2 separate regions of the Homo sapiens genome follow, and region 1 is linked to region 2. Evidence: chromatin loops called from intact Hi-C (ENCODE). Cell type or tissue: GM12878. All regions are shown on one strand. Each heading gives the region's core, and the rest is flanking DNA. Links, peaks and the distances in the headings are about the cores only.

The links. A loop is a pair of places that touch in the nucleus more often than their neighbours do. Peaks named below come from ENCODE experiments on the same cell type or tissue, not always from the same donor. Only the 100,000 strongest peaks of a DNase experiment are listed, where the experiment ranks them.
Region 1: it touches region 2 in a loop (3-fold over the local background); 6 of 110 quality-filtered maps call a loop at or near these places.

The regions. Positions count from the first base shown.
Region 1 is chr2:75,145,358-75,161,259 of GRCh38, reverse strand. All of the region lies in intron 1 of TACR1 (tachykinin receptor 1), which reads left to right. It overlaps TACR1-AS1 (TACR1 antisense RNA 1), which reads right to left and starts at 6,942. Exons shown (of 4, transcript NR_168010.1): 1 at 6,689-6,942; 2 at 4,945-5,056. In GM12878, for the core only: no CTCF peak of the experiment used is centred there; no DNase peak of the experiment used is centred there.
Region 2 is chr2:75,047,397-75,063,298 of GRCh38, reverse strand. TACR1 (tachykinin receptor 1) reads left to right here. Exons shown (of 5, transcript NM_001058.4): 3 at 9,544-9,694; 4 at 11,852-12,048; 5 at 13,576-15,902. The coding sequence ends at 13,867. Among named protein-coding and RNA genes, the nearest start is that of MIR5000, 35 kb to the left of the region's middle. RefSeq lists a silencer at 9,512-9,591. In GM12878, for the core only: a CTCF peak has its summit at 9,586 (motif pointing left); DNase peaks (open chromatin) are centred at 6,738, 7,308 and 9,578; H3K4me3 peaks cover 366 bases; H3K27ac peaks cover 2,821 bases.

The DNA.
Region 1 (15,902 bases), core at 4,420-12,419, 97 kb before region 2:
ATTTGCCATAATTCTTTTAGTAAACAGCTTTCCTTTTTTAATATTCTTCTCAACCGTTTATCCCTAATGTCTTTGAGTAGTGTGGTTTTTGTTTGTTTTGGGGGGTTTGGTTTTTGTTTATTTTTCCAGGAATGGTATTGTGAATATACTTCCTGATCTCTTATATTCATGAGAAGTTCTTTCTGTTACCTTAGCACAACTTAGGTAGACAATTATCACTCTATAAGATTTCTCATGTCATAATTTTGTAAATGTGGCTCTGTTATTTTCTGGCATTATAATAGAAGATTAGAGCCCAGCCTGATATTTTTCCTTTATAGGCAAAATGTTTACCTTCTTGGATGGCTGGTAGAATTCTTTCCTTACCATTGAAATAAGAAAATATATCAGAATATCTCTGGATATGTATCCCCTCTCTCACGTATATTGATTTTGCTTAGTGTAAGCAGATCCCAACTTTTATTCATTAAGGAACTTTTTTTTCGGTTATGTCTTAAATCATTACTTCTGTTCAAATTGGTTAGTTCTCCTGTCCAGGAATCCCTATTTCCCCATTATTTTTTATCTTATTGTTCTTTTCCTTTTCATTGTGGAGCAACTTCTAAAGCTGGTTCTTTCATTTCTAATTTGCTTTTTTGCAATTTACCTGTTCTGATGCTGAATCCGATTTTGTAACTGCATTTTTAACTCTTTCAGAATTGTTTCTCATCTCAATCATTCTTTATTCCTGCCTTTTTGTCCCCAGCAAGTTCCTTTTTATTTCAGCTTCTATTCCTTTGATTTCCAGTCAGAACTGTTCCACAGTGTCCATGTTATGAATAGCTTTTAAAGTCCAAAACTACCATATTTTCTAATTTATTTTGGATTTATTTGCATAACAAATAAATCAAACAAAGATTTATTTGTTATAAATCTTCTTTCAAAACTGTTTTTTTCTGCCTTTTGAGCATTATGTTCCCCTCCTTTTATAATACGTACTCATAATTCATTGTCATCAATTTCATTTTTTTTTCTATTTACTCATTCTTTAATGTGCAAAGGTCTGCTCAGGAGAGATTTTCCTGTAAACTCCCAAAACTCCCAATGTATGTTTTTAATTTTGTTCCCCTGGCTATCCACATAACTGCTGGTACAATTCTTTTCTCTTTTCTCTGCTGGTTCACTTCTCTTATGAACAAGTGTTGTTTGATATTCTTACTTTCCAGCCCATCTTTTGCTGTCTTAAAGTCTTGTATGTAGTGTGAATATATTGCCATGGGGAGATATCCAGTCCCACTGCCTATCTTTTCATGAGTGGTATTGATTCCTGTAGAGTCAGACCTTCTTCCCAATTCTTTATGTGCCTGATCCAGCGAATGGTACCTCTATTGACATGTAGTAAATGCTCGGTAAATAGTTTCTCCAGGATTCAATATAACTCCCAGAATGCACTACGACTCTGTCAGACTCAGCTCTTTTTAACTGCCACCCAGACCCTCTAGGTATAAGCACTCCTAGTCACACAACATTTTATGGGTAATTGTAGCCTCAAGCCAGTGCAAGAAAACAGTAACTAATATTAGGGAAAGTGTGGTCAAAATGGCTCTATTATTCTAGAAGTCAAATTGGGGCTAGCTTTCCTTTCTCTGCTGGGAAGACTCCATGTTTCTAAGGAAAGTACCTAGAGTGGGCATAGCTTTATTGACTAAAAAAAGATGGTAACCCTTATCTTTTTTCCTGCCTGTAACTTCCTCAGAACTTTGGCTAGTGGAAATTCTTCCTGTTTCCTGGCATATCACTGAGGAATTCTCGGAGTTTCCAGTTTTACAGAAACTAGTTTCTCTTTGTTTTTTCTTAGTTATATCACAGGAAGTTGGGGAGAGAAAAATCAGAATTTATTAGATTTTTAAATAAAAAGATAATACAATTAATTCATAATTATTTACATTTAACTGAGTTCTGTACTTACCAGTAGCCTCCTTTTCACATGTCTTTCTTATCTAAATTCTTTACTTTGGTTTGTGTTTCGGTTGGCTTGAGTATTTAACACTTTAAATAACGTAACTGAGGAGGGCTTGTGTTCAGGATATACTTTCTGAACCTTTACAGACCTAAAATTAGTTGCCAGCCAAGCTGGACTAAAAATCAGGTCCCCTACAAAATTAGCTACTTTGGCCTTTCCTACAAAATTAGCTACATTGTTTATCTCTCTAAAACATTAAAAAAAAAAGGTACCAATAAAAAATTATTTTACCAGGTAGTGGTTGTAGTAAGAATTAAATGAGATAATACTTCTAAAGCACTTAACACAACAGTCTTCCAAAGTTGGTACAATTACTAGCTCCATTTACAGATGAAGAAGCAGATGCTCGAGGTTGAGATAACTTGCTGGAAGCTGCACAGCTGGTTGGTGGCAGAGCCAGGCCTGGGACATGGGACCGTTTGAGTTCGGAACAGAGGCCCAACTCCAGCTAAATCACCACATTGCAAGCATCTCACCCAACCACCCATTCCTCTCTTTTCAGTTCTGCTTCCTTTGCGATGCTGGGCATATTGATTTGAGGAATACTCAGCTTTCAGGTCCCAGCTGCCAAATTAGATTATGTTGCAAACATTCAGCTGTCTCCCTATGCAACATCACATATTCAGCAGGCATTTCAACAAAAATTAATTGATGAAAATATATGGCAATCACCCAGAGCTGATAAAAACAACTTTTAACCCTGCTGCTAACTACTAACAGATTCTAAGGTTAGAACTTTGCCTGAGGCCTGCGATAGAGCACTCTTCCCCCAGGACCATTTTAATTTTTGCTGTTTATCAAAATAAATACATATTTTTTGATATTTTAGAAAATAGATGTCCTATTGCTGCCTTTTATAATAATCCCTCTTATTAAGCCAGACACTGGGAATACATAATATGCATTTTCTGCCTGGGAAAAAGGCAGAGAGCAAGGGAAAGTTAATAAGCTGTGGAAATCTCTCCATGTCCACTTGGTCAAATTAAAATTCTACTGATTACATAGTTGCCTAGAGTAATGCTTTTCCGATAAATGCTCGATCTTCGTCCATAGGAAGATCTCAGGAGACATTTACCCGAAGTGAATCAGATCCAAAGATAGTAAAAAGTGTTGGAGGACCCAGTTGGGTCATAGTTGGAGTCTTGTATTCTCTTTGCCCTTAACCATCTCTATGATCTTTGATGCATTCTTCACACAGCTAGGTTTCCATTTCTCAGTCTTAAAATAAGGTTTAGACCTAACCTATGAGGTAATAATGAGAATTTCCCAAACTCATGTGTGCATATGCAAGTTTCTTGAGAAACAGGCTCTAAACTAAAGCTCTTTTTGGTGGGGACTTGGACTCAGATTCTCTTACTTCCCTGTCTCTAGGTAGAAACACTGCAAATTGTTTTGCTGCTGTAAATTCTCTTTCAATAATCAGAAGATTTTCTTTCAGTCTATTTCCCACATCTTCCTGATAATGGCCAGTAGGCAGAACTGAAAGAACAGAATGAAATATTTGAATTGCTTAAAACCCACATCTCCCTGAATAAGATTAATACATGTATCAGGTTTTATTTCTTCTTCTTTTTTATAGAGGAACAGTTCCATCTAGTGTAAGGACAGGGCACTCCTCTTCCTGACTTCAACCCTTAGGTGGGGGATGTTCCCAGTGAGTATTTGTCACAGTCCTGGCCCCAGGCTATTTCAGGGCTGCCTGGCCACTTACCTGCCCCTTCTTTGACACATTGTTTGTGAACAGGTGGAGGAACAAGGTGGGTACAATCCCCCTTCTTAACTCTTAACAATGCAAGCTCTGATTTTCCTATGTCAAATCCTGTCTTCGTAGGTCGTTATGATGCTTGTTTGTCAGGACCTGAGTCCTCTCTTTTGGGAGAGTAGGAAAGAGAAGCTTGAGTACCTACCCAAAGTCACTGGGTAAGCCTTGCTTCCATAGGTGGGTGAGGAGGACTACAGTGGGCAGATGGTAGTAAGGAAAATGAAAGGAAAGGGAATTTGTTTAGACTTGGAGGAGAAGGGTCTAGCTTTCCTCCAAGTCTCAGTTACCAGTTTGCTCCACGGTGGTGCCTTTCCTTCTTCATCCTCCTCCTTATCAATCCCCCAACCCCTGCCCTGCCACTACCACAGACCTGAATACAAGCTGATGAGATAATCCCTTCTAGCCTCTGTTTCTGAAAACCATTGATCCAGGTCAGCAGCTGGAATGCATGGGAGACATGAGTCCTTTGGAGAAATGGATGGAGCACCCAGCCCCGACTCCCATCTCCATCATGGGAGGAGAAGAGCTGTCAGCTTCATAGTGCTGAGCATTCTTTCTCATTCTCTTAGTCATTTTAATGGAAATGCAGTGTATCCCTACATTTCACTATCTCTTTACTTCATTTAGAAGAAAACTAGACACTAATGAGCATACCCAAATCCAATGTAGAAAGACAGATTGAAACAGGGGTTGGTAAACTTTGTATGAAAGACCAGTATATTCATTTCCTAGGGCTGCTATAACAAATTACCACAAACTGGGTGGCTTGAAACAAAAGAAAATTATTTTCTCACTGTTATGTAGACCAGAAGTCCAAAATCGAGGTGTTGGAAGGGCTGTGCTGCCTCCAGACACTCTTGGGTAGAATTCTTTCTTTTTTTTTTTTTTTTTTTGAGACGGAGTCTCGCTCTGTTACCCAGGCTGGAGGGCAGTGGCATGATCTCCACTCACTGCAAGCTCTGCCTCCCAGGTTCACACCATTCTCCTGCCTCAGCCTCCTGAGTAGCTGGGACCACAGGGGCCTGCCACCATGCCCGGCTAATTTTTTTTTTTTTTTTTTTGTATTTTTGGTAAGGATGGTCTCGGTCTCCTGACCTTGTGATCCGCCCGCCCTGGCCTCCCAAAGTGCTGGGATTACAGGCATGAGCCACCGCGCCCGGCCTCTTGGGTAAATTCTTACCTGCCATTTCCAGCTTCTGGTGGTTCCAGAGGTTCCTTGGCTTGTGGCTGCATAATTCCAGTCTCCACTTGTTGTGACATGGCCTTGTCCTCTGTATGTCTCTTCTCCTCTTCTATCGCTTACAAGAATACTTGTTATCATATCGAGGACCCACCACAATAATTTGTATGCACAATATGATATTTGTCACACTATTCAACTCTGTGTTATAGCACAAAAGCAGCCATAGACAATATGTAAACAAATAGTGTGACTGTGTTCCAGGATATCTTAACTTATGGACACTGAAATTTGAATTTCATAGAATTTTTACTTGTGAAATAGTCTTCTTTTTATTTTTTTCAATCATTTAAAAATGTAAAAATTGTTCTTCACTCAGAAGCCATATAAAAAAATAGGCAGCAGGCCAGCTTTGGCCTATGGGCCATAATTTACCAATCCTGAGTTAGAATAATAGAATATATCCTAAACCATCTTGATTCCTTTTTGATGGTCTCCAATAACCTTCTAATAACTCCAGCTATCTGTTCTGTCTACATTATTCTAAGTGTTTCTATGTCTCTTGACATACATTTGACCACTCTCCTTTTTAAAACTCTCTCTCTTGTTATGTGGATATGATAAAATGTAAATGTAGCTTCACAAGAAATATAATAATGGAGGGTAATTGGTGATTTTCCAAGGCAGGAGGGTGGTTGTCCTGACCTTGTTTGTCTGTATCTGAGCTATGTGACCCTTAGAACAGGAGATGGTGGCCTCTCTGGATGGAATAGAGATTTTACAGGTGAGCTGGACCAGAAGAGCTGGTGATACTCAGGTGGGGGTTGAATGGGGCAGTTGTGAGGCACTTGTGGACATTAGAGAGGTAGAGATAGAGAGAGGAGAGAAAGGGGGAAGAAGGGCATGTAAGCAAAGGGAGGGGGAGACAGGAAAAAGAGGAGAGGAGAAGAGAGGCAGAAAGATGAGCCAAGGTTGCTCACGGCAAGAGAGGAAATTAAATCCAGATGATGCTAAGTGAGCTTGAGGCTCATTAAGCCATACCAGGCAAGAAGACAGTTAGAATTGTCCTTGAGCTGAAGAGGAGAACTACGTTAGGAGCTGCAATCCCAAGAATGGAGAGAGGGTCCTGGAAGGCTTGAGGATGGGGCAAAGATGCTGGGGCTTGGGAACAGTCCCTCAACGTTTTGGGGTTTTTAGATTTTTTTGTTTGTTTTTTAAATGGAGGTCAAAGTGTAACAGCCTTCCAAAATAAACTAAGTTGTCCTTATGCAGCCCTTTCATTTGGTTTGAAAAGGTGAGGTCAGAGATGTTCATGCTCAGTGTGAATTTGGAGACGCAAAGGAGAGAGGCAGAGCACAGACTCATCTGGAGGAGAAAGGCAGCTTCCTGCCTCACTGCCCAGGACTGAGGTAGGGAGCAGGCCAAATGCGAACTTGGAAGCCAGTGGCAGAGGATGGGCCGAAAGGAGGGATAAGGGAGTACCAGGAGCTAAGCAGTGCTGTGGAGAAGGTCTTTTAGGGGACTCTTCCAACAGCAGCAGGGATGCAGGGTAGATAGACAGGGAGAGACCTGGGGCCAGAAAACCCAGAGAAGACAAGACAGTTAGGAGACTCCAGCCACAGTCCAGGCAACATGCACGAGGGCCTAACTTACAGTGGGGATGAAAGGGAATGATAGCTGGGAAACCCTCTTCAGAGGGAATCACCATGGCTCATTGGCTGACAGGTTGTAATTTCTCACTCACCTGTGCTGGGTTAGTGCTGAATCTCCACTGGGTTTCTTCAGAGAGTGTGTGTGTGTGTGTGTGTGTGTGTGTGTGTGTGTGTGGTGGGTTAGTGCTGAATCTCCACTGGGTTTCTTCAGAGTGTGTGTGTGTGTGTGTGTGTGTGTGTGTGTGTGTGTGTGCGTGCGCGCTCTTGGCTGATTATCTCCCTGGGCCAAACTTCCAATTATAAATCTCCCGGAGTGAGTGGCTTCAGCAAAGCAGTCCTTCCTTGTGACATGCTCAGTCTGGAGGTTCTGACTACTCCCCCATGAGCTCTGTAGGGGAGCTGTTTGTTGTTTGGGATTTTCAGAAACAGGATTTTCCTGCTTGGGCAGCAACAGCATGACCCTGAGTGTTCAGATCCCGAGGGAGCCAGGAGCCGGGAGGAAGGCAGCAGCAGGCTCAGCTTCCTGTAGGCCAAGCATTGCTTTGGGCAGTGAGGGGGGCATCCAAGTGAACTTTAGTTGTGCACAGCAAGCCCCACACCCCCGCCCTTCAATTAATCAGTGAGCCAGCAAGCTGGGCCTTTACTGAACTCCTATAGTGAGGCCAGTTTCCTTATCAAAAGTGAATGGCCTCATGGAGAGACCTCAGTCCCACACCCTGAATAAAGCTCAATAGTGCTGCCCACCATCAGTGATTCCAGGAAAAAAAATTTAATGAATCTGATTAGAATACTTAGAGTACACTGATGACCTGGAATTAGCTTGAATAGGAAGAGAGGATACGTGAGGAATTAAATCCTTGCACACAGGAGTTAAAACCACCTCCTCCCTTTTGCATCCCTGGTTGGTCCACCTGGATCCTCTGTCTTCACAACTTAAAAGGGTTAGCAGCCACATGGAAGGAAACAGGGAATGTGCCAGGTGAATTTCAGAAGTTTTGCCATTGCTTCTCTCCAAGTTGTACACAATTTCAATAATACTCTAAGAATTAAGAGATGTATTTTAATGGGTTTTTTTCCTGATCCTATAAACAAATCTTAGGTCATCAGATCTGGAAGAGACATCAGACCTTATGCTCTGCTTCCCTTGTAAAACTGAACGCCTTTAACAGCACAGCTCAGAGTGCAGTCAGTCAATATTGACATTTCACAAGAGAGGTCAATAATTCTCAGCAAGTGAGTAGCTGGTTCTAGCTCAGTCACCCACTTAGGTGTCAGGACTATCTTCTGAGAAGCAGTCTTTCATAACATCCCACTGAGGCTTGGATGCCTTCAGAAAAGATTTCTGACAATTCCTGTGCTTTCTTGCCATAGCATCTTGTTAGACTCAGTCAAGGTGATTGTGTATTGTTCCTACCCTGCCCTCTGCTGAGCTTTTGCCTAAAAGAACTCTTATAAGAAGTCTTAGGCTGGTGCAGTGGCTCACGCCTGTAATCCCAGCAATTTGGGAGGCCAAGGTGGGCAGATCACAAAGTCAGGAGTTCAAGACTAGCCTGGCCAATATAGTGAAACCCCATCTCTACTAAAAAATACAAAAATTAGCCAGGCGTGGTGGTGCACGCCTGTAGTCCCACTACTCGGGAAACTGAAACAGGAGAATCACTGGAACCCAGGAGGCAGAGGTTGCAGTGAGCCGAGATTGCGCTACTGCACTCCAGCCTGGTGACAGAATGAGACTCCGTCTCACAAAATACCAAACAAACAAACAAAAAAGAAGTCTTGGCCCCATCTTTCTTTGGAATTAATAGCCTTTGATCCACCCACTAGAAATGGTAGAGTGAGGTGTACAGTCTATTCTCCTAAGGAACAACCCCTTAGCAGTGAATTTCTCTAATGGGAATGCATTGGGGTGACTAAGAGAGCTGTGATCTATACACCTGTTTAGTGATATTTATCAATCATTTATTAAGCATTAATTGAGCATCTACTATGTACCAACTGTTAAGCTTCCTGTTTTCAGATTTAGAAGGAATCAGACATCTGACACTTTAACTCTCAGCCTCGGAGCATGTATTAGTCCATTTTCACACTTCTGATAAAGACATAACTGAGACTGGGAAGAAAAAGAAGTTTAATTGGACTTACAGCTCCACATGGCTAGGAGACCTCAGGATCATGGGGGGAGGTGAAAGACACTTCTTACTTGGCAGCGGCAAAAGAAAATGAGGAAGAAGCAAAAGCAGAAACCCCTGATAAAACCATCAGATCTCATGAGACTTATTCACTATCATGAGAACAGCATGGGAAACACTGGCCCCCATGATTCAATTACCTCCCCCTGGGTTCCTCCCACAACACGTGGGAATTATGGGAGATACAAATCAAATTGAGGTTTGGGTAGGGAAACAGCCAAACCATATCATTCAGCCCCTGGGCCCTACAGATCTCATGTTCTCACATTTCAAAACCAATCATGCATTTCCAACAGTCCCCCAAAGTCTTAACTCATTTCATCATTAACCCATTAACCCACAGTCCGAAGTCTCATCTGAGGCAAGACAAGTCCCTTCCACCTATGATCCTGTAAAATCAAAAGCAAGCTAGTTACTGCCTAGACACAATGGGGGTACAGATATTGGGTAAATACAGCCATTCCAAACGGGAGAAATTGGCCAAAACAATACAGGGCTCATGCAAGTCTGAAATCCAATGGGCAGTCAAATTTTAAAGTTCCAGAATGATCTCCTTTGACTCCAGGTCTCACATCGAGGTCACAGTGATGCAAGAGGTAGGTTCCCATGGTCTTGGGCAGCTCCATGCCTGTGGCTTTGCAGGGTACAGCCTCCCTCCCAGCTACTTTCACAGGCTGGTGTTGAGTGTCTACAGCCTTTTCCAGGTACATGGTGCAAGCTGTTGGTGCATCTGCTATTCTGGGGTCTGGAGGATGGTGGCCCTCTTCTCACAGCTCCACTAGGCAGTGTCCCAGTAGGAACTCTGTGTGGGGGCTCCAACCCCACATTTCCCTTCCACACTGCCCTAGCAGAGTTTCTCCATGAGGGCCCCACCCCTGCAGCAAACTTTTGACTGGGCATCCAGGTACTTCCATACGTCTTCCTAAATCTAGGCAAAGGTTCCCAAATCTCAATTCTTGACTTCTGTGCACCTGCAGGCTCAACACCATGTGGAAGCTGCCAAGGCTTGGGGCTTGCATCCTCTGAAGTCACAGCCCAAGCTGTACATTGGCCCCTTTCAGCCACAGCTGGAGTGGCTGGGACACAGGGCACCAAGTCCCTAGGCTACACACAGCACAGGGACCCTGGGCCAGATCCACAAAAACACTTTTTCCTTCTGGGCCTCTGGGCCTGTGATCGGAGGGGCTGCCATGAAGGTCTCTGACATGACCTGGAGACATTTTCCCCATGGTCTTGGGGATTAACATTAGGCTCCCTGCTACTTATGCAAACTTCTGCAGCCAGCTTGAATTTCTCCCCAGAAAATGAGTTTTTCTTTTCTATCGCATAGTCAGACTACAAATTTTCCAAACTTTTATGCTCTGCTTCCCTTATAAAACTGAATGCCTTTAACAGCATCCAAGTCACCTCTTGATTACTTTGCTGCTTAGAAATTTCTTCTGCCAGATACCCTAAATCAGCTCTTTCAAGTTCAAAGTTCCACAAATCTCTAGGGCAGGGGCAAAATGCCACCAATCTCTTTGCTAAAACATAACAAGAGTCACCTTTGCTCCAGTTCCCAACAAGTTCCTCATCTCCATCTGAGACCACCTTAGCCTGGATTTTATTGTCCATATTGCTATCAACATTTTGGGCAAAACCATTCAACAAGTCTCTAGGAAGTTCCAAACTTTCCCACATTTTTCTGTCTTCTTCTGAGCCCTCCCAAACTATTCCAATCTCTACCTGTTACCCAGTTCCAAAGTCGCTTCCACATTTTCAGGTATCTTTTCAGCAATGCCCCACTCTACTGGTACCAGTTTATTGTATTTGTTTGTTTTCACACTGCTTATAAAAAACATACCCAAGACTGGGAAGAAAAAGAAGTTTAATTGGACTTACAGTTCTACATGGCTGGGGAGGCCTCACAATCATGGCAGGAGATTCACTGGTACCACTTCATATATGGTGGCAGCAAAAGAAAATGAGGAAGAAGCAAAAGCAGAAACCCCTGATAAACTCATCAGATCTCATGAGACTCATTCACTATCACAAGAAAAGCATGGGAAAGACAGGCCCCTATGATTCAATTACCTCCCCCTGGGTCCCTCCCAACATATGGAAATTATGGGAGATACAATTCAAGTTGAGATTTGCGTGGGGACACAGCCAAACCGTATTAGAGCATATGCTTATTAAAGTTCCTACCTCACCAAATTGTAATTAAATTATAGCATGTTTCTCTTTTTCACTAAATTCTGAGCTTTTCAAGGGCAATTCAATGTCATTCACCTTTTTAAGCCTTATTCCTGGCAAAGTGTCTGGTGTTTCATAATGCTTAACAAATAGAGTTTGTAGTGAATTCACCAGCACATCAAAAAGCTTATCCATCATTATCAAGTCAGCTTCATCTCTGGGATGCAAGGCTGGTTCAACATATGCAAATCAATAAAAGCATAATCCATCACATAAACGGAACCAGTGACAAAAACTCATGATTATCTCAATAGATGCAGAAAAGGCCTTTGATAAAATTCAACACCGCTTCATGCTTAAAAACTCTCAATAAACTAGGTATTGACGGAACATATCTCAAAATAATAAGAGCTATTTATGACACACCCACAGCTAATATCATACTGAATGGGCAAAAACTGGAAACATTCCCTTTGAAAACCGGCACAAGACAAGGATGCCCTCTCTCACCACTCCTATTCAACATAGTATTGAAAGTTCTGGCCAGGGCAATCAGGCAAGAGAAAGAAATAAAGGGTATTCAAGCAGGAAAAGAGGAAGTCAAATTGTCTCTGTTCGCAGATGACATGATTGTATATTTAGAAAACCCCAACATCTCAGCCCAAAAACTGCTTAAGCTGACAAGCAACTTCAGCAAAGTCCCAGGATACAAAATCAATGTGCAAAAATCACAAATGTTCCTATACACCAACAACAGACAAGCAGAGAGCCAAATCATGAGTGAACTCCCATTCACAATTGCTACAAAGAGAATCAAATACCCAGGAATAGAGTTAACAAGGGACATAAAAGATCTCTTCAAGGAGAACTACAAACCACTGCTCAAGGAAATGAGAGGACACAAACAAATGGAAAAACATCCCATCCTCATGGGTAGGAAGAATCAATATTGTGAAAATGGTCATACTGCCCAAAGTAATTTATAGATTCGTTTCTATTCCCATCAAACTACCATTGACATTCTTCACAGAATTAGAAAAAAATACTTTAAATTTCATATGGAACCAAAAAAGAGCCCGTATAGCTAAGGGCTGGAGGCATCATGCTACCTGACTTCAAACTATACTACAAGGCTGGAGGCATCATGCTACCTGACTTCATACTATACTACAAGGCTACGGTAACCAAAACAGCATGGTACTGGTAGCAAAACAAACACATAGACCAATGGAACAGAACAGGGACCTCAGAAATAACACTACACATCTAAAACTATCTGATCTTTGACAAACTTGACAAAAACAAGCAATGGAGAAAGGATTCCCTATCTAATAAATGGTGCTGGGAAAACTGGCTAGCCATATGCAGAGAATTGAAACTGGACCCCTTCCTTACACCTTATACAAAAAATAACTCAAGATGGATTAAAGACTTAAATGTAAAACCCAAAACCATAAAAACCCTAGAAGAAAACCTAGGCAGTATCATTCAGGACATAGGCATGGGCAAAGATTTCATGATGAAAACACCAAAAGCAATTGCAACCAAAGCTGCAATTGACAAATGGGATCTAATTAAAATAAAGAGCTTCTGCACAGCAAAAGAAACTATCATCAGAATGAACAGGCAACCTACAGAATGGGAGAAAATTTTTGCAATCTACCCATCTGACAAAGGTCTAATATCCAGAATTTACAAGGAACTTAAACAGATTTACAAGAAAAAAACAAGCAACTCCATCAAAAAGTGGGCAAAGGATATAAACAAACACTTCTCAAAAGAGGACATTTATGCAGTCAACAAACATATGAAAAACAGCTTAACATCATTGATCATTAGAGAAATGCAAATCAAAAACCACAATGAGATACCATCTCAGGTCAGTCAGGATGGTGATTATTAAAAAATCAAGAAACAACAGATGCTGGAGAGGCTGTGGAGAAATAGGAATGCTTTTACATTGTTGGTGGGAATGTAAATTGATTCAACCGTTGTGGAAGACAGTGTGGTGATTCCTCAAGGATCTAGAACTAGAAAAACCATTTGACCCAGCAATCTCATTACTGGGTATATACCCAAAGGAATATAAATCATTCTACTATAAAGATACATGCATACGTATGTTTATTGCAGCACTATTTACAGTAGCAAAGACATGGAACCAACCCAAATGCCCATCAATGATAACTGGATTAAAAAACGGTGGTACATATACACCATGGAATACTATGCAGCCATTAAAAGGAATGAGATCGGCCAGGTGTGGTGGCTCACAACTGTAATCGCAGCACTTTGGGAGGCCGAGATGGGTGGATCATGAGGTCAGGAGATCAAGACCATCCTGGCTAACACGTTGAAACCCCATCTCTACTAAAAAAATACAAAAAATTAGCCAGGTGTGGTGGCACATGCCTGTACTCCCAGCTACTCCTGAGGCTGAGGCAGGAGAATCGCTTGAACCTGGGGAGGCAGAGGTTGCAGTGAGCCAAGATTGCACCACTGCACTCCAGCCTGGCCTACAGAGGGAGACTCTGTATCAGAAAAAAAAAAAAAGGAATGAGATCATGTCCTTTGCAGGGACTTGGATGAAGCTGAAAGCCATCATCCTCAACAAACTAACACAGGAACAGAAAACCAAACACCGCATTTTCTCACTCATAAGTTGGAGTTGAACAATGAAAACACATGGACACAGGGAGGGGAACAACACATGCTGGGGCCTGTGGAGCAGGAGGGGAGCAAGAGCATTAAAACGAATAGCTGATACATGCGGGTCTTAAAACCTAGATGGCAGGTTGATAGGTGCAGCAAACCACCATGGCACGCATATATGAACCTGCACATTCTGCACGTGTATCCCAGAACTTAAAGTAAAATAAAAATTTTTAAAAATACACTTTATAGGGATGGATAAAGGATGAAAGGAATGTGGGGATAAACCCATTATGTTATGACCACTTGGTAGTTGTCACTGGAATGTTCCCACTGAGGTTCTGGGGAAATATCAGCCCTATGGCCACACAATAGGAGTAAAGGAAAATTGAAATGTTAGCTGGTTTTGGCCATGTGCCAAGCATCTCAGGGTTCTCTTTGGTGGGGGCATTTTCCAGCTAAATTCTGGGAAGGAACATGGTGTTTATTTAAGTGCTGGCATCTGCTTAGACAAACAGGAAAATATTCTGCCACCTAACTTGACTGGAACAGGAATCCTACTCACCGTCTGATGGCTGAAACAATGCACAGTATTGCAAAACATTTCAGATCAGTTGACTTCCCCCAGCAGCTTAGTTTGCATCAGTGTAAATGCACACAGCAGATTGTGTTTCTGTGTTAAAAGGGTTACAGAACCCATCCTGGAATGAAACACTGGGACCACAGAAGAAGTGATGGGGAAATTGTTCAAGGCCATTATTTCAGTGCCATCATCATTAGCACATTTCATGTTAAAATATTGCCTGGAAGATCACCAGAACCAAAAATAATGCCATCTGTTTGTATAGTGGTTTATAGTTTAAAAAGCATTTTACAGTCATTATCACACTTTTTTACTGCAACTGCAACTCTATTTTATAGATGAGGAAATTGAGACTCATTAGGGTTTGGTGACTTCACTCAGTAACTAGTAGATTCCACATGTGCTGGCTCCTCTATGGTTATTAGCATCACAAGTAACGCAATAATCCTCATCTCCACTTTGGTACCCCCACAGCTGCAATGAATTAAAGCTATTCTTGCCATTGTGACCAGTAATCTCCTAGAAGCCAAATACAGCGGACTCTTCTTCATCCTTATCTTGCCTGATTCCTCTGTAACAAATGACCACATGGGCTACTCCCTACCTTTTGAGGCTGTCTTCTTTGGTTTCTAAGATGCTGCTGGCCGGGCATGGTGACTCATTCCTGTAATTCCAGCACTTTGGGGGGCCAAGGCTGGCAGATCGCCTGAGGTCAGGAGTTCGAGACCAGCCTGGTCAACATGGTGAAACACTGTGTATACTAAAAATACAAAAATTAGCCAGGCATAGTGGCACATGCCTGTAATCCCAGCTACTCAAGAGGCTGAGATGGGAGAATTGCTTGAACCTGGGACGTGGAGGTTGCAGTGAGCCAAGATTTCGCCACTGCACTCCAGACTGGGCGACAGAGAGAGACACCATCTGAAAAAATAGAAAAAAAATTTTAAAAAGGTTCTTCTCTCTCCTGGTTTTATGCCTTCCTCCTATGTCTTATACCACCCCTCCTTTACTGCCCGCTCTGTCCTGGCATTCCTTGTGAATGTTAATATTCTCTAGGATTTGATCTTTGGCCACTTTCTCTTTGCATTCCCCACAGTGTTCTGGGAGATCTTATGGCTCCAACCACTCTACAATAGTAACTCCCACATCTCTGTCGCTGGATCTGTAATTCAAATCTCCCTACGGAATTCAAAATATATATCCCATCTACTTTCTGCACCTCTCCACCTGGATCTGCAATAAGAACCTCAAGTTCCACACACCTAAAAGTGACTGTACTAGAGTATTCCAACAGTGCAGTATTAGGTCTGCCCATTCAGCAGCATGTAATGCTTCTTTGCTTACTCAAATTTCTATTTCTTTTAGTAAAGGAATATTTGACAGTTTCATTCATATAAGTCCCACATATTTCAGTACGTGTTTATGTCTAGATATTATATACTCTCATGACCATTGTGAACTTATTTCCATTATATTATGTAAATGGCTATGCTGTTATATAGAAAAGTTATTGATCTTTAACACATTTGTTTTGAAACCAGCAGCATTCTGAAATTGAATTTGTCTTGTTTTTCAGTTGATTTTCTTTGGTTTTTTAGATAAGCTATCATCTACAATAATTATAGTTATCTCCTACTTTACACTATTTATATCTTATTCCTTTTTCTTGTCTTAGTTGCATTGACTCGCATTCCTAGAACAATGTTA
Region 2 (15,902 bases), core at 3,269-11,268:
CAACTGAGTAAATTATACAAGCAGTCAGTTCACAAAAGAAGAAATGAAAATGATTAAAAAGCATAATTATTGATATGGTTTGGCTGTGTCCCCACTCAAATCTCATCTTGAATTCCCACGTGTTGTGAAAAGGACCCAGTGGGAGGTAATTGAGTCATGGGAGCAGGTCTTTCCCATGCTGTTCTCGTGATAGTGAGTAAGTCTCACAAGATCTGATAGTTTTAAAAAGAGGAGTTTCCCTGCACAAGTTTTTCTCCTGTCTGCCACCATGTGAGATGTGCCTTTCACCTTCCGCCATGATTATGAGGCCTCCCCACCCATGTGGAACTATAAGTCCAATAAAACTCTTTATTTTGGAAATTGCCCAGTCTCAGGTATGTCTTTATCAGCATGAAAACAGACTAATACAATTATAAAATTTTAAGTTACAATGAGTTAAGAATTATAATTAAAGTAGAGAACCATGTATGACCTATCATGTTGGCAAAAACTATGATACCTGATAGTGCCCAGTGCAGCTGTGCAAACAAAAGGGTAATCTCATAAACTGGTACAGATTGGCACGTGTTTTCTGGAAAATGACAGTATATATCAAACCTTTTAAAAACCCTTTAACTTAGTTCTGGTGACTTTAACCTTGGGAAATAAAAATGGGAGCAACAACACATATTTGAATATGTTAATTAAAGTATCGCTTAAATATTAGATCATTGTAAATAACTCAAATGTCCCGAATAGAAGAAATAGAAGACTAGCTAAATAACTATGGTACCTCCATGCAATAGAACATTATTGCAGCTATTAAAAATTTTGTTATAGAAATACTTATTGACATAAAAAGATGATTGTGACATAGTGTTGTTTTCAAAGTAATCTAACAGTATTCTTATGTGTGTACAAATATGAGTGTGTGTAGGAAGATATCAGGAAGATAGAGGAAGATATCAATCCATTTTCTCAGAATTTATTTCTAGGTGATATAATTAGAAAAACCTTTGAAGTTTTTTTCAATGCTTGTCTGTATTTTCAAATCGACGATGAGTATATAGTACTTGTAGTGAGAAACCTATCTATTAAAGAAGAAAGAGGTAAGAAAAGCTCAGGCACTCGGGCTCTTTGCCTGAAGGCTCTCATTCAAGCAGATGCTGGGCCAATTTCTGAGGAGGACGCTGTCAACAGGGCTTCTTGCTGGATGAGGGGGACAAATCTGGTGAGAATTCCAGTGTTTTTTGAAACCCAAGATGATATTTTTCTATGAAGTATTTCCTTGGTGCTGATTTTGTGATGAAAACAGAGGAGCACCACATGGGCTCTGCCTAGAAGGAACATTTAATCTAATCAAGCAGATGAAATAGTCGTATATAAAAAGTAACCTGGAGAACAACACAACGAAATTCTGACTTGTGCAATTTGAGCAGAGACTGCAGTAAGAATTTGCTTCCTTCCCTGTCTTGTTCATGGGTAGGTGTCAGTGTGGCCTTCCCTCTGAGGAGCTGCCCCATGGGAATTGACTCCACCAGAAGGCAGCAGCATTTGAGCATGGGGATCCTGTGACGCCAGTTCTTCCATGAATTTAAGTGCATGCGCTTGAGCATCCACCTTGATTGGTCACCCCATCACGATACAGGGCGACTCTGGGACATTCCTGCCCAGAGCCTATGTCTGGATGCAGTTGATGGAGGCTTGGTCCTGGCCTGTCTCTGCAGAAAGATGGGACATGTACTCGTGTCGCTATAACCCAGGGAAGACTGGGTGATGTGTCAGAGAGGTACAGAGGGCTTCATATCCCCTATCCTTTCAACCAAACACACAGACAGCTTCCTTCGGCCCTTGGCCCCATTTAACGACTGCTCTCTCCTCTCCCTTTCGTGGCCAAGTATATTAAGAATGGAATCTACACCTACTGCTTCCACTTCCTCACTTCCCACTCGACTCACCTGGTCCATCATCACCTTCTCTGACGATGCCACTAAAATTGAATCTGCCCTGGGTCTCTGATGTCCAAAGCAGAGAGCAAGTTCCTACCCTCATCCTCCCTCCCCTCAGAGGCAGGCTGTACCCGCCCCTGGAGTCTCTCTCCCTCCTGCCCCTCCCTCTCCCCTCCAGCCTCTCCCCTGGAATTGCCCCCAACCGCAAGATGTGGACCTCCTCTCTTCTCATGGCCATCTTGCATCCGCTTGTCTTCTTATGGTTTTTGGACACATGAGGACTCCCAAATCTAATACCAGCCCAAATCCAGATACAGACATCTAACTGCTGGCCCTCAAAGTCAACATATCCAAAAGGCAATCTACCAACTTTGCCCGACAAGCCTGTTCCTCTTCCCTGGGTCCCCACACTAGTGACAGTCACCTTCACTCCCCCATTCACCCAGGCCAGAAATTCAGGTAAATTCTGCCATCCACAGCCAAGTCCACCAGCTCTTCCCCCAAGCCACAGTGCTTCCTGAATCTCTCCCCTCATATCATCCATCCATCCTGCCACAGCCCTCACTCAGGCCAGCGCCACTTCCTGCCAGGCCCGCAGAGCACCCCAAAGGCTCACTGCCTCTGGACTTTTCCACCTCCATCCATGCTCCACTATTGCCAGAGCACAAGTATCTGACCATGTTCATTCTCTGTTTAAAACCACCTCATGGTTTTCCACCAACTTCAAAATAAATCACAACTCTCCAGTCTGTCATAAAAGGCCCTTTGTGATTTGCTTCTGTCTTCCTTTCCAGCCAAGTCTTGTGGCACTTCTTCACACAGCCATGTCCTTTTCAGTTCTAATGGCATCTTAGTACCTGCCTCATGCCAGGCTCCTCCCCCATGCCTTTGCACTTGCTCCCTCCCCTCCCTATAGTGCCCAACTCACCTGCCTACCTCCAACTTGTATATCAGGGCTTAGCCATGCAATTCCTCCTCCAGGAAGCTTCCCTGACCAGCTTGGTTGAATATCTCACCAATGCATTATGCACTAACGCACATGCACAAAACACTGGACCATGTATTTAGGCTTATTTTTAATTTTTACATTGTATCTATATTTGAAAAAGGCTCACTCGTGCCTCTCCTTAATGTCTCCACTCCCCTTGAAGAGGTAACCACTGTCAGCCACTTCCCATGGCACACTCTTTGGCACTACTCCCCTGCAGACTGTGAGCTCCGGAAGAAGAAAACAATGACTAGAACTCTCCTCAGTGTCCCCAGCCCCTAGCACCAGACCAGATATAGAACAGGTGCTGAATAAATCTTTGCTGAATTTATCGATTAACCAGTTGCAATTTTTGCCTGCCTGCAAGAGAACTTTCAAAGGTCTTTGGAATTTGGCTCTAACACCCAGATGTGAGTGAACCAATAAATACATGAGTATTGCTTTCTTTTACTATCAAGAAGCCACATGGACCTGAAATTTTTTTTCCAGGAAGTAAAAAGTCAAGCATCTAGCACCATGCTGTGAGAAGGAGAGAAAGCCTGAAGGACATTTGAGGAAGAGCAGGAGGAACGAGGCTGCTCAGCTTGTATCAAATGAGAGATGGCCTCAAAAGCCCTCAATGCAAAGGGGGCTCTGGGGAACAGCAGGTTCATGGTCACCTTGCATTTGCAGGACCATCCCAGGAGGTTTGCAGATTCAGGTTTGTTTGTGACATAGGATAAAGTGTGAAAGCTACGTGACCACAGGTTTTTTCACTGGGTTTAAGGAGGAACTGCATCAGTTGCAGCTACCAGCATCAAAAGTCTCAATGCCAGTAATTCTCAGCCCCAGCTGCACAGGAGTATCACCTGGAGAGCTTCTAGATCTCTGGTGCCCAAAGCTGCACTGCAGGCCAATTAAATCAGAAGCTCTAAAGTGGGATCTACACATTGGAATTTTTCAAGGCTCCCTAGGCAATTCCAATGTGCAACCAAGACCAAGAGCTATGTGCTTCCAACTTGAACATACACAGGAATTACTGGGTAGTCTTGTTAAAATGCATATTCTGATTTTGTCCCTCTGGGGTGGAGCCTGAGAGTCTGCATCTGTAATAGGCTTCCAAGGGTTGCTGATGTAGCTCAGCTTTAGAAGTAGTGAGCAGCCTGTCACAGGGGTATTCAAGAAGATTCTGGATGATTATGTGGTATGGATATTGCAAAGAATGGTAATGCACTGGATTGGGGTTGGGATTCTATCAATGCTCTTCGACCTTTCTGTAACAGCTGAAATTTTCTACCCACCCACCCCGAAACAATATCATCCACAGAAAGCCAATATGTAAACCCAGCAAAGCAGAACTATCTCATTAGAATAAAGATGGAGAACCCAGAGCTGTGCCCTCTTGGCTGCCTTCTTCCCCTACCTTAAGGCACCCAGAGTCTCCTCCAAGTACATTATGAAGACACCTAGTTATTATTTAATTAGCCTATCAACCTTGATTTCAAATGCTGAGGATTATTTCAGAAACTGAAACTGTTCTTGCTTTCAACAATGATCCCACTAGTGAGATATAAGGAAACCTAGATTAATGAGCACCAAGATATTGTGGCATTAAGGACAAGGGAATCTGCAGGATTTGAGGCTACATGGTCTGCATTCAGCAAGCTTATCCTGTAAAATGTGTCAAGCCTCATTCACTGCTTACAGGGATGAACAAAGGCATGAAGTTGTTGCTTGAGCCTTCCTTCTGAAAGTTCCGATAAGCTCATCAGCAGGATTTAATGATCAAAATCATGGTGCTGGGTTCTCTCAGGTCTATGACAACCCAGCACATATCTCACCAGGTGGGGGTCAGCCAGTCTCTTCTGTTGCTGTCTCTTGCTGTTGCTGTTATGTTCACTTATAGTGCATCCTTAACCCCAGATCTCTTCTCCCAAGGCAGATATTAATTCTGAGAGCTGATAAAATCCTAACTGGCAGAAATCTAGGAAATAGCAGAATGAAAGCCAAAGCAAGCATAGAGCCACACAAAATAAGATTGTGCTGGCTCATTGACCAGCTCTCTAAAATAATGATTTTAACAAATATATACATATAAATAGACATATCTCCAGTTAACTACAAGATATGATTTTAAAAAATACTTTTCTGAAAAAGACATCAAGATCAAAAAAAGTATTTAATTTTATGTTTTCTAATAATGGAATTTCATTGATTTGACCTACATTCACTTATAATTTTTGATAAGTTGGACACTGTTTGGATTGAGCATTTGTAATTTCTATGTAAATGGGGTTTATCTAAGCAATATTTAGAAGGATGTGTTTAACCTTTTATCTCATCCAAGGATCAAATCTGCCTTTTATTTTTCAGTGGGGATGTGGCACGGGGAGGGTGTAGTTGTCAAGTGCCTGGGGGAGCAAAAGACTGCGAATCTGGAAACCTAGAATGCCAGCTTAGCTGAATTTTTCTTACATAATTTATTACTAAATTTTATTGTGATAAAATATGTATAACAAAATTTGCCATTTTATAGTGTACAATTCAGTGACACCAAGTAAATTCACAATGTTGTGCAACCATCACCACCTTCCATTTCCAGAGATACTTCATTTCGACCTTTCTGTAACAGCTGAAATTTTCTACCCACCCACCCTTAAACAAAGTTATCCACATCTTTATCTCAAACAGATTCTGTACCCATTAGACAATAACTCCCATCTCCTCCCTCCAACTCCTGGTAAACCTCTCATCTACTTTCTGTCTCCACGAATTTGCCTATTCTATATAGATCATATAAATGCAATCCTGCAATGCTTTTCCTTTTGTGTCTGACTTATTCAGTTAGCAGAATGTTTGCAGGCTTCATCCATGTTGTCGCACATGTCATAACATCCTTCTTTTTTAAGGTTGAATGTTTCACTCGCGTCCATGTGAAGAGACCACCCAACAGGTTTTGTGTGAGCAACAAGGCTGTTTATTCCACCTGGGTGCAGGCGGGCTGAGTCCAAAAAGAGAGTCAGTGAAGGGAGATAGGGGTGGGGTCATTTTATAGGATTTGGGTAGGTAGTGGAAAATTACAGTCAAAGGGGGTTGTTCCCTGGTGGGCAGGGGCGGGGGACACAAGGTGCTCAGTAGGGGAGCTTTTGAGCCAGGATGAGCCAGGATGAGCCAGGAGAAGGAATTTCACAAGGTAATGTCATCAGTTAAGGCAGGAACAGACCATTTTCACTTCTTTTGTGATTCTTCAGTTACTTCAGACCATCTGGATGTATACGTGCAGGTCACAGGGGATATGATGGCTTAGCTTGGGCTCAGAGGCCTGACAGAATGATATTCCATTGCAAGTATAAGCCACATTTTGTTTGTCCATTCATCTATTGGTGGGCATTTGGGTTGTTTCCACCTTTTAGCTGTCGTGAATGATGTTGTGTGCAGATTCAAATAATGTCTGTTTGAGTCCTGGCTTTCAATTTTTGGTGTCTATACCTAAAAATAGAATTGCTGGATCCTATTTCTATGTTGTATTTAATTATCTCTATAGGAACATGGAAAAACCAATGCTCCTGACTGTAACACATTTTAGCTGAAATTAAGCCCATTTTTTTTGTTGTTTTCAAATAAATAACAATAACTTTTGCTTCTTTAAAAAGGGAGGGATTTTTTAAAGGCTGATAAATTATGTTTACGTATTTATCTTTGCATGTTCATAATGATCTGATCTGTGATTTCACAAAGGGAAAGAGCAGATTGTATTTTGTATTCAGGTATGGTGTGGCCAACAGATCAGGACATGGTTACCACTGAAAGACACTTTATTACTCACAGTTCCCAAGCTGAAGGGCCATGGCCCCACACCAAGCCAAGCCACACAGGAAAGCCTTTATTGGGGTTTTCTCAGGAAGGAGCAGGCAAGGCCGGGTAAACAGGTTTAAGATTGGCTGGTTTGAATAACTTCGGCAGGCTCCGGGGTGTAGGAGCTGCCCCTAGTTGTCTGATGCCTGCCGTTGGGTGATTAGGGCGGGAAAATAGTGTCCTACCCTGTAAGAGCCCAAGAAAGCAAGCAAGTGGAAGTATGGGCTTTGTTTCGGTTAGTTTGCATATGAAAGGCATCCAAGTGGAAAGTTGTTTGTTTTCCAAAGGAATTAGCTCTGCCTGAAACAGTCCCTCCCTGAGCTGCAGGGACCCAGATGCCAAAGTATCAGATACAGAACCAGAAAACACAGTTAATACACACTTGAATAAAGTCATTAAATCACGGACAACAATGGAGTCCCAATAGACTTGCATACCTAAGGTCTGAAACAGTTCTCAGTGCTAGATGTCTATTACAGTAACTTGGGGGAAGTTTCTAAAATGTAATTTCCTGCTCCCAACCTCAAGTCAATTGAATGAATACCTTTGGGCACTGATCATTTTAAAAGTTTCCCTGGTGATTCTCTTTTACATTTGCGGTTGAGAACCGTTGGCCTAAGACAATGTTTCTCAAAGTCTGAACCACAAACAGCAACATCGGCATCTCTTGAGAACTTGTTAGAAATGCAAATTCTCAGGCCCACCCCAGCCCTGCTGAGTCTGAAACTCTGGGTGGGACCCAGCCCTGTGGGGTTGTCGAAGCCCTCCAGGTGATACTGAAGCCCACTCGAGTTTGAGGGCCACTGGTCCAGGGTAAGGAGTATCGGCGAGTTGACCATAGTGTCCCTCCCATCACACTCAGACCCAATCTTGCTCAGTGCCCTGTAGCAATGTCTCGGCAAAGCTCAGCTAACATGTTTTGGTCACAAACTATTAGTCTGCATGAGGCAGGGCTGTTCTTTCAGGTAGGAGAAGTCAGTGCAATTTGGAGGTTTTCAAGTTCTCCCTGCCCCTGTAGTCTCCAAACATTTTGCTTACAAGCAATGCCATTACAGCAACCAGGAGGGACTGAGATCAGCTAGGAAACACAATATGCTGTCCCTGCCATAGTGGTTGGAGAGCCCTGAGGCTCCCAAAGGAGGCGACAATTCAGAGGGCTTTGAAAGCCAGGTGAGACTGGAGCAGCCTGTCTGCACAGAACACATGCACTCACACCCTGCTTGGTGCAATCTGTGATTTGTCACTTAAGCAGTCTTTGAGTATCTTCAAATGCAAATTTGATATGCAGAGGGACTGAATAAGTAGCAAAAACTGTGGGGCTTTACAAAGAAGTGATTAAAAGCAAACAGTATCTACAAAGGAGAAATTGAGTGAATAAGTGGGTTTTCCTCATTGGAAGAAAATCATTGCATAAAATAATCATGAATGGTAAACAGAGGGGAAGAAAAAAATCATTGGGTGGCTTTTCTCCATTGACAAAAGGCTGGTTTTCTGACATCACAGACCTGGATTCTAATCTCAGCTCCTCCCTTTACCAGCTGTGAATTTGGGAAAATTAATTAAATTCTAAATGTGGTTTCCTCGTCTACAAAATGGGATTCATAGTACCTACCCAATCATTTGCTTAAGGATTAAATAAGATAATGCTAGTAAAATGCTTGGCTTTGTGCTTTTCATCAACACTCAAATTTAACTACCATTTCTGCTATTAATACTATCATTAGCATTATTATTAGCACAGTGACCTAGAGTAAGTGCCCCCAAACATTAGCTGTTCTTCCTAGTATTATTATTATTATTATTAGGAATTCTGAGTATCTCCATTATACTCACATCTAAGAAAAGGGCTGTAACTAACCAGACAAACCAAGGACCCCCAAACCCCCAAGAAAAATATATTTTCCCAAAATTCAAAAACCTTATTTAAGTCTGAAAAGGAGCCTTCCCTTTAACAGAAAAGGATAAATTGTGCTGCTGTAACAAACCTCAATATCTCAGTGGCTTAACACCACAAAGGTTTATTTCTTGCTCATGTCCCAGTCAAACGTGAGTCAGTTGGCACCTGTCCTCCAATGGGTAATTCAGGGACCCAGGCAGCTTCTATCTGAAGATATATTCTTAAAGCCCAGTCTTAGAAATGGCTTATGCTATGTGGCTTTCACCCACCCACTAATTCTAGTTCTAGGATTACTCTTATCTCTCTCATTCAGGCTAATTATTCTGATACCGATAAATTCACTTATCACATAGCATAAACTGGGCCTTATCAACCATCATGGTAGTTCTCAACTGAACGTACTAGTTGGTCTACAACCCTGCACTAAGTTGAGCATAAGTGTAGTCTGGCGGGTATGAATTGAGTGGTATAATTACTTCCTTCATTCAGAGACTATACTTCTATTAATGTAGCCTGAGTTTGCATTCTTGTTTTGGGGGGTGGTGTGGGGCAAGTGATATTGAACTGATCATCAACTGAAATCGCTATGGGTATACAACAGATTCAGTGCCCTGTCATCAATGTTTTCTTTTTTTTTAATCTGAACAGGAGTATTCATTATGGAAAAAGTCCACAAGAAAAACATAAATTGTTTTCTGTAGTGTATTCATTAGTATTACCTATCCACCCTATGCAGGTGACAAGTCTCCCTGGAGTGGGCTTTACAGCCCAAGCTTATTAATGGCATATGCTGAGAAAGGTAGCTGCCAAACCTTGACTGCAATAACAATAACAAAAATTAAAAACCTAAAATAATAAGTATATCATACTGACCTTTCCTGTTTACCTTGCTGTAGGTACCACATCTGTGTGACTGTGCTGATCTACTTCCTCCCCCTGCTGGTGATTGGCTATGCATACACCGTAGTGGGAATCACACTATGGGCCAGTGAGATCCCCGGGGACTCCTCTGACCGCTACCACGAGCAAGTCTCTGCCAAGCGCAAGGTGAGCAGGGGACAGGCAGAACTAACCCACCCTGGCACAGACAACAGGCTGTCGAGAAGGGATGGCACACTTGTGAGCCCCAGAGGCAGCTAGCACAAAATATCCCCAGGTATGGGGAGCAACAGAGAGGAGGAGAGGAATCTTTCTTCAGTGTCTTTGGAACCCAGATCTGGCTGGACAGGCATGAGCCACTTCGCTTGCTCTTAAAGAGTAATTGCAACCTCTTGATCCATTAAAACACACACACACACACGCACACTTAAATAAAAGATCAGTGAAGAGTGATTTGGTCCTCTTCTTAAAGTTTGACAAGATAATACATTCACGTGGTTCAAACATCAAAAGGCATTCAAAGGAACAAAATTATAGTGATGAAGAACGGATCAGGGGTTTCCAGGAGTCAGTGTTTGAGGGGGCTTGGGAGGAGTGGCCTACAAAGCGAGAGCGTGAGTGAGTTTCTTTGCAGTGATGGAGCAGCTCTGTATCCTGACTGTGGTGGTGTTTTCATCTATACCTGTGATGAAATTTCATAAATCTATACACCAAAAAAAACAGTGCATGTAAAAACTGGCAAAAACCCAAATATAGTCAGTAGTTTGATGAATGGTCAGTGTCCTGGTTTTGATAATGTGGTATGGTTATGTAAGATGATATCATTGGAGGAGGCTAGGTGAAGACTACCTGGAACTGCTTTGCACCACCTTTGCAACTTCTCGAGGGCCTTCAATTAGTTCAAAACGAAACATTTAAAAAAATTTAATTCTTATCATGGAAAGCCTCTCTCCCTTCTAGATCTGTCATCTACCCAGGTCCCAAGCTTGCACACACACACGCACACACACACACAGATATGCATACAATGGTAACCATTGTTATCTGTTTCTTAACCCTTCTAGCTATTGGCACTTATAAATAAGTAAATATATATTATTTTCTCTTCTTTTTTACACAAATAGTAAATACACACTGTTCTCACTTATTTCACTTAAAATTGACAAGATTTTTGAAAATCAGTATATAAAGAGCTTTCTCATTCCTTTTTTTTTTCTTTGGTACTTCTTTGCTTAGTATTCTCTGTTGGTACTTCTCTGCATAGCATTGTATGAATGCTGTAGAGTTCTTTGCTAAAGATGCCTTGGGAAGGGGTTACATCGCATGGTGTCTTAGTCCATTTGGGCTGATGTAACAAAATGCCTTTGACTGGGAGCTTATAAAAAATAGAAATTGATTTCTCACAGCTCTAGTGGCTGAAAGGCCCAAGATCAAAGCACAGACGGATTTGGTGTTTCAGGAGGGCCTGCTTCCTGGTTCATGGATGGCACTTTCTAAGTCCTCAGATGGTGGAAGGGGCAAGGGGTCTTTCTCAGGCCTATTTTATAAGGGCACTAATTTAATTGATGAGGGCTGTGACCTGAAGACCTAATTAGTTCCCAAAGGCCACCTCCTAATACCATCACCTTAGGGGTTAGGATTTCAACATATAAATTTGAAGTGACACAAACATTCAGATCATAGTATCCAGTATTCACAAAACCTTTTAAATCGCTTTTAAACATCTGGCACTCTCTGACTGCAGCTAGTCAAATCTTTTCCCTTCTCCTTCCCTCCCCTTCAGTCTCAAAACCAAGCAGCTTGCCCTAGCTCACTGCATCTCCCCTTGTCCCACCCCTTCTGCTGTGCCCGCCCACCCAGCCTGCTGTTCCAGGCCTTTTCCTCCTGAACACCCTTTCACCTTTGCTCATTAATTTGTCTCCCTGTGTTCCTCCAGTCATGAAGAATAATGTAACACAGTAGTCCCCAAATGTGAGTATGCATCAGAATCATCTGAAGGGTTTGTCACACTCAGAATTTGGGGTCCTATCCCCAGAGTTTCTGATTTAGTAAGTCTGAAATAGGGTCCAAGAATTTGCATTTCTAACAAGCTCTGAGGGGATGGTGATGATGCTGGTTTTGGGACCACACTCTGAGAACAGCTGACATAACCGAAGTCTTGTAGCACCATATAGTAAAGATCCTTTCTCCTCCTTGAAGGGGCGTCTTTTAAATACTTCTCGCTTCATCCCATACTGTGCACAGTGAGGGCGTGGGAGGAGAGAGGAAGCAGCCGTGAGAGAGGGGGATGTGCTGGTGGTCTCACCTGTCTCACCCTCTTGCCAGGTGGTCAAAATGATGATTGTCGTGGTGTGCACCTTCGCCATCTGCTGGCTGCCCTTCCACATCTTCTTCCTCCTGCCCTACATCAACCCAGATCTCTACCTGAAGAAGTTTATCCAGCAGGTCTACCTGGCCATCATGTGGCTGGCCATGAGCTCCACCATGTACAACCCCATCATCTACTGCTGCCTCAATGACAGGTGAGGATCCCAACCCCATGAGCTCTCCAGGGGCCACAAGACCATCTACATACACAGTGGCCAAGCGGCCATCCTAAATGAGTAAACCCAGCTGTGAGACAAGAGGGACAAGTGGGGACTGCAGCTAACTTATCATCACACAACTCAGCCTGGCTGATTATCACCATCCAGGAATGGGAGCCCGGAGTGGACTGATTTTCTTTTTTTCTTTTCCAAAGGGAACCAGAAATCCATATTATTGTCCAAAGTCTTCTGATTCATAAATACTGGCAGCTAGTGGGGGAATTAAAAACTTCTGTGGTTAATGCATGTAAGGCAGGTCTGCAAGCTGGATCCAGGCTCCAGGCCATGGCCTGTGAGTTTATTCACTCTGCTCTATGGATCCAGTACACAGCGGGCTATGCATGCAGAAAGAGAATTTCATCCCCCCACAGAGCACATTCGCCCTCTCTGATCTCTCACTGTCTTTTTCCCATTCCATCTTACGATCTGAGCAGCTTTACCCATTTTCTTCCAGCAGTTCCAGCAGGACAAGGTAAGGCAAAAAGGAATTGTGACCCCAGAGGCCTGATTCCTGCCCTCACTTAGTCAAAGGGGTTGGGGAGAGCCATCCTGCAGATGGCAGAAGCCAATGTCAGAGAAGTAAGAGAAGGCAGAGCCCATCCAGAATGGTGGTCAGCATTAGGGAATTCACCATGGGGTGCAGAGGGCTCCCAAAAGCAGGCAGGGACACATAGTGGCTGCAGCACAGTCTGTCATCCAGAGCACCACCAGCCTCTGGATGGGGAAGGAGGCGGGAGAGGAATAAAATGCTTGTTACCATCTTTATATCCATCAGTCCTCAGCCTGTAAGGTGCCTTCTGTGAATTAGACACTCAGGTACTAGAAATTTGGGGAAAGACATTCTCTTCAACTTGTCCAAAGGGTCTCTGTTAGTCTAACTGACACATTCACCCTTATTTCTAAGAGTTTCATGACCCACCTACACTTTTTTTAGGTTAAGTCTAGCAGCACGCCTTTAAGTAAAGGTTAATTCTTCCTATTTAACAACCAGAGAAACTGAGGCACACTGAAGAAACATGATTGGCAGAGAGTCCTCCTTCAGTTAACAGGCTACTCGAGGGGAAGGACTGAATCTTGATATGTGTTTTTACCACCCAGTAACTAGCACAGTGCTGTGCACATAGTAAACACTTGGTGAATGCGTTTTGTTGAGGTAGAATTGACTCAAAGTCTGCTGACCCCATGTGAGGGGAGACAGCATAGTTCAGGGCCACCCCCAGTAAAGACGTATTTCACATAAAGATTGTTCCAGTGTTGGATTTTTTTTTTCTAGTCTTGGATTTGACCTTGTTGACTGACCCTTAAGCCTTTTTGGCCTCAGCATCTCCAGCTGTCATTGAATTTTAAAAACAATAACAGAATCACGCTTGGGTATGTCCATGTGTTAACAAGCTGATGCAGTGGTGGGCAGCCCTCTGAGCAGGCCGTCCCAAAGGGTCACCTCTTCATCTGCTCGCTCTCCAGGTTCCGTCTGGGCTTCAAGCATGCCTTCCGGTGCTGCCCCTTCATCAGCGCCGGCGACTATGAGGGGCTGGAAATGAAATCCACCCGGTATCTCCAGACCCAGGGCAGTGTGTACAAAGTCAGCCGCCTGGAGACCACCATCTCCACAGTGGTGGGGGCCCACGAGGAGGAGCCAGAGGACGGCCCCAAGGCCACACCCTCGTCCCTGGACCTGACCTCCAACTGCTCTTCACGAAGTGACTCCAAGACCATGACAGAGAGCTTCAGCTTCTCCTCCAATGTGCTCTCCTAGGCCACAGGGCCTTTGGCAGGTGCAGCCCCCACTGCCTTTGACCTGCCTCCCTTCATGCATGGAAATTCCCTTCATCTGGAACCATCAGAAACACCCTCACACTGGGACTTGCAAAAAGGGTCAGTATGGGTTAGGGAAAACATTCCATCCTTGAGTCAAAAAATCTCAATTCTTCCCTATCTTTGCCACCCTCATGCTGTGTGACTCAAACCAAATCACTGAACTTTGCTGAGCCTGTAAAATAAAAGGTCGGACCAGCTTTTCCCAAAAGCCCATTCATTCCATTCTGGAAGTGACTTTGGCTGCATGCGAGTGCTCATTTCAGGATGAATTCTGCAGCACAGCTGCGGACCCGGAAGACTCATTTTCCTGGAGCCCCGTGTTACTTCAATAAAGTTATCTCAGATTAGCCTCCTGCAGCTGGAGGCTCCTATCACCCCAGCCTACGCTTGACAGGGTGAACAAAAGAAGGCACCACATAACATCTAAATGAAAAATTTAGCCCTGTCTTCTAAGCATCTGTGAAAAGAAACATATGTATTCCCCTTTTTGGCATCTCAGTATTTCAGTACATTTATACATCATGAGATTGAGAACCTCGGGCTTCCACATTATGTCCCCGGTGACTGTCCTGAGCAGCCGACGCAAGCAGAATATGTCCACTGATACCTGCTAGTTCTCTTACAGACCAGGAATTGGGAGACTTGCACTACATTTAATGTGTAGTTGACCCTCTTTTCCTACTTGTAAACAAGGGGACTGAACTAGATAATCTAAGTGTTCCTTCGAATCTTAACATCCCGTGGTTCAAGGATTGTATGAGTTTTTTGTTTGTTTTACAAAAAAAAACAAAACGAAGAATAAAAGAATAGAAAAGAATAGGAGCAGTGAGTCTTGTAACTAATACCCAGTTCCTGGAGATGTAGCAACTGCTAAGGCCATCTGTAACTATCCATCTCAGACATTCTCCGATTTATCTTAAAATCCTGAGTACATTCCTTCTCATGGAAGGTTTTGGCTTTTGACAGAGCAGAGGACTTCATGCCAAGGCCTGCATCCATCCAGCTTTAGCAGGCAGAATTTCATAGCTGCAGAACACTGTCAGAGAAGACAAATGTGGGCTCCCTGCTTTAACCTTTTGGGTATTTTAGGGTGGGGGCCCTAACCTTCATTCTTAGTTTTACACTAGCATCGTGCTCATATGTGCGACAAGCAAGAAGGCTGCACTTTGCAGCTGCACTTCTGGGAAGAGGGCATCTTGCATCTTCCCTTCAGACTCTCTGAATGTCTCCTCCCTGCTCCATGGCTTTGCCAGCTTCCTGTCTCTAAGGGGTAGAATGACTCATCAACCCTAAAGGACAGTCAGTCTTCCAAGAGCCATGAACTGAATGCTTTATATCCTAATTTAGATTTAGAGTTTCCAGAAGGTGAGCATGCAGTTTTGTTTTGTTTTTTTTTCTGTCTCCCAAATCTGTGTTTTTTCCAGATATGGCTGGAAGCAGAAGCTTCATGTAACATCCATGAATGTCCTCCTGGTAGTTTGCATAATGGATGCACATGTGCCGCATCCATAACATTAAGGGGAGAATAATGCATGGTTTACAGCCTTTGCCAGCCCTGCTGGCTCTAATTCTACCAGGGCATCCACAGGCCTGGGGGAAGAAGAAACAGTATAAGCCAGAAAACCTCAAGAACTACATTCTCTAAAGCAGCATGGAAAGTTTTAAATAAACTAAGTGAAGCCAGATCATTGCAGATATATAAATGGAAGACAAAATTTAGAAGCAACAAAAGTTAGTGCCCTAAGCATTAGTCATACTTCCAATAGAGAATCTTGCTGTGTATGGATTACTCACTTTGGAAGAATGTAAAGAGCTAACATGATTATGAGAAGTACCTGAGAAGATGGTGTCAAGAAGTTGGGGACACCCCATCTATGGAAGAGAAGGTTAGAGTTGAGCTCAACGAGGATTAACTGAGTGCCTCCTCTGGACTTTGCCCTGAACTGGGAACACACAGCCCCTGCAGCTCTTGA